Regions from separate parts of the Homo sapiens genome. Here region 1 is linked to region 2. A link is a contact called in ENCODE Hi-C or POLR2A ChIA-PET data. All regions are on one chromosome and are shown on one strand. Each heading gives the region's core, a stretch centred on a gene start or an enhancer-like site at or near the end of the contact. The rest is flanking DNA. Distances are from core to core; before and after follow the strand shown. Region 1 holds the start of MIR3681HG (MIR3681 host gene). Region 2 overlaps MIR3681HG (MIR3681 host gene).

Region 1 (3,668 bases), core at 868-3,367, 170 kb after region 2:
AAGAATACATACAGCAAGACTTTGAGGTTCAAATTTCAACTGATCATCTTTGAAATGCAGATAATAGGATCAACAGATTCAGAAATATTATAAAAATATTCAAAATATCAACCGCTTGGAACACAGCAGATATTCAAATGTTTTAAGTATAGTGTTTATTATCCAGATAGAGGAGTATATTCGTTTTCTAGTGTTGCCACAAGCACCATAGACTGGTTGGATTAAACCAAAAGAAAATGTATTTTCTTACAATTCTGGAGGCTACAAGTCCACCATCAAAGTGTCAGCACGGCCGGTTTCTTCTGAGGCCTTTCTGTGGCTTGCAGATGGTAAATATACCACAAATTTTCTCTGAATGAGTCAACATGAATGAGGAAGCAGAAAGTGATATCTTTCTTTTATGAAATGAATTATGTCCCCAAAATTCATATGTCAAAGCCTTAACCCCCAATGTGACTGTGTTTGGAGACAGGGCCTTCACAGAGTTAATGAAGGTTATTAGTGTGGGGTCCTAGTCTGCTAGGACTGATGTCCTTATAAGAAGAGATTTGGGTACAGACATGCATGCCCACAAAGACAAGACCATGGGAAGACACAGCAATAAGATGGCTGTCTACAAACCAAGCAGGAACCAGCCCTGCCAGAAATTGGAAAGATGCAATCCTCGATCTTGGATTTTTAGCCAAAAATAAATTTCTGTTGTTGAATCCACCCCGTCTATAGTATTTTGTTATGGCCACCCTAACAAACGAATATACTTCCTTTCTAAGGAAATGGGTCAAAAACAAAATTTAAAAAAAAAAAAGGAAATCTAGATTTTTCACCTATTTGGTGACTTTAGGTTGTGTTCTCTACCATATGTCAAGAAGTTAAGAAGGAAAAAGTAAAAGTAGTTAAATGTGCAGCCTGGGCAACATGGCAAGACCCTATCTCTACAAAAAATTAAAAAACTAGCCAGGTGTGGTGGCATGCACCTGTCATCACAGCTACTCAGGAGACTGAAGTGGGAGAATCAGGAGCCCGGGAGGTCATGGCTGCAGCGAGCCATGTTTGTGCCATTGCATTCCAGCCTCAGCAACAGAGCAAGACCCTGTCTCAAAAAAAAAAAAAAAAAAGGAGTCCAATGTGTAGCCAATACGTTTGTATGTGGCTGTGTGTAGAGATGTGTGCTTAAAGCTAAAGGAGTTACTAAGATATCCGATATTCATCCTTTTTATATTTTCTAAAAAATATTCATTGAGAAGACTAGCCATGTGCTAGCCACCATGCTTATAATGTATTGTTTACTTTAATCTTGTCCTTTTCCTTATAATCCTACCAGTGTTAGGAATTCATAGCCCCATTTCCACTCTAGAAAAAAATAAAAGACTCACACTTTATGTGACTTACCCAAGGTCAGGGAACTGGCATGGGACAGAGCACAGTTTCCAACACAGGCCTCTCCAGCTTCAAAGACTGCATACACATCCAGCACATGTCCTTGCCTCTGTAATATAAGAAGAATTGCAAATGTTTCACACCACAGTATACCCAGATCTGTTCAAAACACATGTTAACTCATCTACGGCTCTGTGCCTAGCCCTTTAAGGTAGGTACTATTATTTTTTATAATCCCCATTTTACAGATGAAAAAATGTGTTGAGGAACTCAGCCTGGGTCCCACACTTCATCTTATTAAATTAACAAACAGCATGTGGCAGAGCTGATCTCTGCACCCAGCTCAAGGACAGTGTGATCATCACCTGCATGTGTTTGGCTTCCAAATGAGGGAAATGAACCCAATGGCCCTTTGCACCCTTTCCACCCCTGGGATTTTATTGCTCTGACTTCAACTGATCAACAAAACAGACAAGACTAAATGTTAACATGTTTTTAAACACATAGAGACTCTTCTCTTAGAGGGGAGGGAAATTAACCCTCCTTTAACACAAAATTTGACCTCAATTAACCAAAAATTTTTGTTCTGTGTTTTTACGGAGACCATTGTCATAGCTGAGAAACCCACCAATAGCTAAGCATATTTAGCCACAGAAACTCCTACAGTAACTATGGCTCTTGTGAGCCAGGCCTCATCATGGCTGTGTCAATTTCCCTCTGCACTGAGTGAGGGGTCCCGGAACACAAAGGCAGAGGCCGCCTGGTTCCAACCTTCGATTACGTCATCCTGATGGAATGTGGACACCATTGTGAGGACTTTCTGCTTAAGCCTTGTTTTATTTAAGTTTCTAACATTCTTGGAGACTTAAATCTCATCTACAGTTGCTTGGAATCCAGGCTTCAGTTGGATTATTGAAGGGATGCAGTAAACTTATCCTCCTAAAAGCTGAACTCAGCAAATGGTTAAGCCAAAGCTATCCTGCCCCAAGGCTCAAAGCAAATCTTTCAGCTCATTACATTTAAAAGATTGCTAGCAGTCAGCAGCCTTTAGATTTATGTAACACTAAGTTATACACAGTAAAAGCATGTGCTAGTTACATAACAATGTTCACATGAATGGTTAAAATGGGACAGGTAAATCAGATGCAGAAAACCAGGACAAAAAGGCTCCCAGCAGCTTTAAAATATATTGTTTAAATTCATAGCAAGGAGATAATTTTTTTCCTTTTCTCTCCAACAATGACAGACATTTACCGAGTGCTCACAAAAGGCCAGGCATTTCTGCAACACGGGTCAGTAGAAGGAGCAAAGCCTTTGGAGTGAGGTTCAAGTGTAATTGGTATGTGACACTTGGCAAGTTTCTCCAGCCTCAGTTTACCCATCCACAAAATGGAGCTAGCCATGCCTACCTTATAGAATCAATGTGAGAATTAAATGAATCATGTTGCCAAGTGTCTGACATAAAATATATGCTCAATAAAGACCAGTTTCTTAGTCTGCTGCTCTTAGCTGATTTGGTCTAATACCCTGCAAGCCTGGGAATGTGGTATTATTATAATCCCCGTTTACCAGGTAAGGAAACTGGAGGTCTCTGCCAGGGTGACGTTGCTGTCATGGGGCAGAGGGGCTTTAATACATAACTCATTAGAGGCATATCTCAATTTTGCAACTCACAAACCTGCAGTTTGTGCAGGTCTTTCAGCTTCTCTGCTTTTCCTCTGGCTGCCTGCCATTTGGCACTTTCCCTGCTAATTAGCACCTCGACCACAGTACAGCAGGGGAAATCCAAAAGGGTGAGCTTCGGTTAGTAGCTGAATCATGTGGTTTAAGAGCTCTAGGGGAGAGACTTTTCTTTTTTTAAGTTTGGTAAAGAAAGAGATGGCATCTAAGCAGTGACACGAATATTTTTAATTATATTTGGAATTCAGTTCTCTATTATCGTGGCCTCCCACTAATAGGTAATTGAGAATGGATCATTATATTTAAGAAGCTGTCTGATCTTCAAGGTGATTAAACTTTATTTATATGCTGAGACTTTAAGTGAGAATGTGTCTCAAAATCATATCAGAATTCCTATTCATCTTAGCTATTACCACCAAATTGCACTTCTCTGTATTTATGATATGAAATTCACATGTCAAAGTTCTAGCCCCTAATGTGACTGTATTTGAAGACAGAGCCTTTACAGGCTTAGTTAAGGTTATAAGTGTGGGGTCCTAGTCCAATAGGGCTGGTGTCCTTACAAGAAGAGGACATTTGGCTGGAGACATGCATGCCTCTGAGACAAGACC
Region 2 (3,676 bases), core at 474-2,973:
CAGAGGTAGAAGTCATTGAAGTCATTTCACAACTCTTAATTTACATGGACAATTAAATGTTTGTAGGTGTAGTACCTTCTATTCTTTTTTTTTTTTTTTTTTTTTTGGATGATGATGATCATCTTATAATTACAGCTCTTGGTGCAAGATTTGGAGAGGAAAACTGCATAGCATTAAAAAGAAGAAGAAAAAAAAAAACACTTGTGAATCCAAGCTATGCCATTCCCTCATTTTTTAGAACTGTCTTCTAGCCAAATTGAAGTGTGGGACCGCCTTCATCCTGCAGCTTCAGCAACAAGGCATATATTCCCTGGGTACATGCTGGAAAGAGAGGTCAGAGGGCAGGACCTACTACATGTCCTGAACAGTTGGGTGAAGGGTCAAGATCTGTTATGTGTAGCAGGTGATCACCCTGGAATGTAATGCATTCTGCAATGATAATTGAAGTCTGAGATTGTTTTAGAGATTATTTTAGCAGAGACAGTTAGTATTGTAGTTATGAGCTTGGTCTCTGGAGGCAGCCTGTCTGAGTTGGATGCTGAGCCCTTCTGCTTACTGATCATGTGGACTTGAGCCAGTTGTTACGGCTCTGAGATTCTGTTCCTCTACATGTAAAACAAGGATAATAAGAGGACCTGCTTCGCAGGATTACTGTGAACGTTGAATGAGTTAATGTGTGTCAGGTCTGAACACAGCACATAGTAGGTGCCTTCATGTTAATTGCTGTTATCTTACAAGTCCAGCTTCCACTGCTAGACTGAATTGGATTGAAAGCCAGTCCCTGTTGACTGACCGCCCCTGGAGGACAGCAGCTCCTCCACACAGGGAGGGAGTTCGGGTCCATCTCTTTGACTCTACCCCATAACTCTGGGGTGGGCCTGATGGGAAGGAATTATCTACCAAGCCCCAGGCATGATGCCAAGCTGTTGAATACTTCATCTCTCAGGTAGACAGTTATCTCCATTTCCCAGATGAGGAAACTGGTGCTCAGTAAATTTCAGTGACTTGCCTAAGTCTGTACAACTAGTAAGAGATAAAGCCACCCTTGGAAACCACAACTACACAGTTTCAAATTCCATACTCTTTCCACCAAATGCACAGTCTCCAGAATTTCACACAACCCCTCGAGTCCTCACCTAGAAAGTTTGAGGGCAGAGATAGGATCATCACCTCTTTCAAGAGAAGGAGGGTAGAGCAAGTGAGGATATTAACTGCACTTCAATAAACCACTCATAACATAAAAATAACACAGGAAAATCTCATGATCTGTTATCACCATCACGTCATTCAACCTAAGACATGTCAATGGCAACAATGTAGACAGGACAGAATATCCTGGAAGATATGGTGCAGATGTTCAAATCAAATAGGTCCAGCTCTTTCAACAGTTCATTTTTCTCATGGGCAGCCCACCCTGCTGCCTCCCATTTGGGCCTCCCCTGGGCTGGCTCCACAGTGGAAGCCCATGACCAGCAAACAGTGACCCAGTTGAGGCAACCACTTCATCTGCCACATGGTTCCAGACTTCACAGAACCAGAGAGAAAAACACTCTTCCTGTCAGCAGCTGAAAAATTTTGCTTTGGGCCCCAGGGTAAGTGTGACTGGGGCCTGTGTGGTCTAGCAGAAAGTTTGCTTGGCTGCCTGAGGAAAGAGAGACACTCAGGCTCATCTTAGTGACAGGGAGAAACGTGCAATTTCCCCCATGTGTCCACAGCTGCTCTCCTGCCAGCTGGACAACACAGACTGGCCTCATTCACTGAAAATGCTTCCAAACAAGTAACCTATAGCCTGCACGGGACTGCAGCCCGGGAGCCAGGAATCTGGCTGAGAATGAATGAGATACCTCTCAGCAGAGTTCCAAGTTGGAAAGAATCATTAAAAATGTGGCCATAATTTCTCTACAGAAAAAAAAAAAAGAGGACACATTCAGGGTCATTCTGAAATAGTCTTTGCAGAGACATCTGTTCCCGTTACAGCTTTGCTAAACCAAATATGTACGTGATGCTTCTGGTTTTCCTGTCAAGCTGATCAAAGGGTGTTTGTGTGTAGAATAATACATTTTAGGAACGAATGCCAGGCATGTCTGCAAATATTACATTAGAGGAGGGACAAGTTGGGGTGGTGTGGGGAGGGAGGGCACACGGCTGAGCTAATGGCCTTCCTGTAGCTGTTGCAGGCTGGAGAAGCCGAGGTGACTGTGGGGACTTCAATGAAACTGATAGCATCTCTGAGTCCAGGCCGGGAGATGACTCACCAGTGGAGACTCATTAGCACAGGGTCACCCAGGGACTGAGAGGTTCCTTTCAGAAAAAAGAAGCACAGACATCCAGCATCCTTCCTGCATTTCAATAACTCTGTTTAAACCAGGAGGAACTGGTTCCACGAGACCATGAACCTACATTCTCAAAAGAAAGACGCATTACATCTAATTAGGCATAGTTTTATTGATTTCTAATAAGATTTGGGGAATTTTTAAATTCTGAGTATCAAATTGACAGTTGGAGTTCTTTCTTTCATTTTGTTCACGTTTTTTCTTGTTGTTCTGAAATGCTGTGTCACATTCATGTACTCATGTGGAACCTGAGTGTCAACATGTGAGCCTGCAGCCTGCCTGCTGCATTGCTCACCTGGGTAACACTGAAAGCTCTATGTGCATTTGTGAAAAAAAAAATCATGAATTAGATACATCAGTCAGAGAATCATGTCAATCACAAAAGACAAAACACTCCTTTTAAGGATGAAACCTGGTTTGCAGCTCACTTTCTCCAATAGAGCCACTGCCCAGACCTGTCCAGCCCTCACCATCTGGCATGTCTCTGCAGCAGCTAATGTTAGAGACCTTCTTCCTATAAACAGCATCTCCCTTGGTTTTGGTGGGACTATTCATATCTTGTTTTCCTCCTGTGTATCAGATCATTCCTTCCAGACTTTTCTTCCAGACTCCACTGTCTCTACATCTCTTGTATGCTGCTGGCCACCCAGATTTTTGCCCCAACTTGCCCCAACTCTCTGCTGTACTTCCTCTGCATTTTGTAGGCTCTCACTCACTGTCCTGGCTTGGGTCCCCATCTCTACACTGATGCCTCTCCTGCCTCCCCTCCAGACCATCCTTCTGAGCTCAGGTTACAGAGAGCCAGCAGCCTCTGCACGATGGGACCCAGGATCCCAGAGTGTGCACCCACTTTGTCTCTAACTCTGGCATCAGCCTCCTAGTCAAGTCATCCAAAACACCGGGAATGATTCTGGACCTGTTCTCTCCTTCATCTGCTGCAAACTGAGTCTTGCGTTTTCTGTTTTCTCAGCATCAGATACTTTTTCCTTTTTCTTCATCCCCTGTGAGATGCTGACCACAGTCCTGGCTCACCCTTCTCATGCCAAGACCACTGCCATCCTGGAAAATGGGCTGTGTGCCTCTAACCGCAGTCCCTGCCACACTTCCTTGAACACTTTATAAAATTCAAATCTGATCACTCTTTCTTAACCCTCTTCAGGGTCTTCCAGTGCCCAGAGGATCACTTCCATCCAGAGTAGTTCATCATACGAGACCCTAGTAATCTGGCCCCTGTGTTCTCACTCAACACTTCTCTTTGAACGAATGCACAACTACTTACAATTCTCCCAAACTGCCATGTTGTTTCACGCCTCTTTGCATGCCTTGAAACGGAAATACCACTA

The links. A loop is a pair of places that touch in the nucleus more often than their neighbours do. ChIA-PET counts read pairs that join two places held with the same protein, here RNA polymerase II (POLR2A). Pooled maps may share reads with other maps.
Region 1: a loop to region 2 is called in a map with no recorded cell type, with 8 times the contacts of the local background. The contact joins the promoter of MIR3681HG here to the enhancer-like site in region 2. A Hi-C loop is called at or near these places in 6 of 37 single-sample maps with no recorded cell type and 8 of 50 pooled maps. POLR2A ChIA-PET finds 5 or more read pairs at or near these places in 1 of 52 experiments (WTC11).

Annotation. Positions count from the first base shown.
Region 1 is chr2:12,005,565-12,009,232 of GRCh38, reverse strand. MIR3681HG (MIR3681 host gene) reads right to left here and starts at 2,117. Exons shown (of 6, transcript NR_110196.1): 1 at 2,006-2,117; 2 at 1,390-1,486. RefSeq lists enhancers at 555-604, 2,036-2,330, 2,839-2,888.
Region 2 is chr2:12,175,745-12,179,420 of GRCh38, reverse strand. The region is part of intron 3 of MIR3681HG (MIR3681 host gene); the gene reads right to left. Among named protein-coding and RNA genes, the nearest start is that of MIR3681, 22 kb to the left of the region's middle. Within about 2 kb of position 1,723, at least 12 of the 41 ENCODE cell types and tissues checked have a DNase peak (open chromatin) inside an H3K27ac peak, as active enhancers do.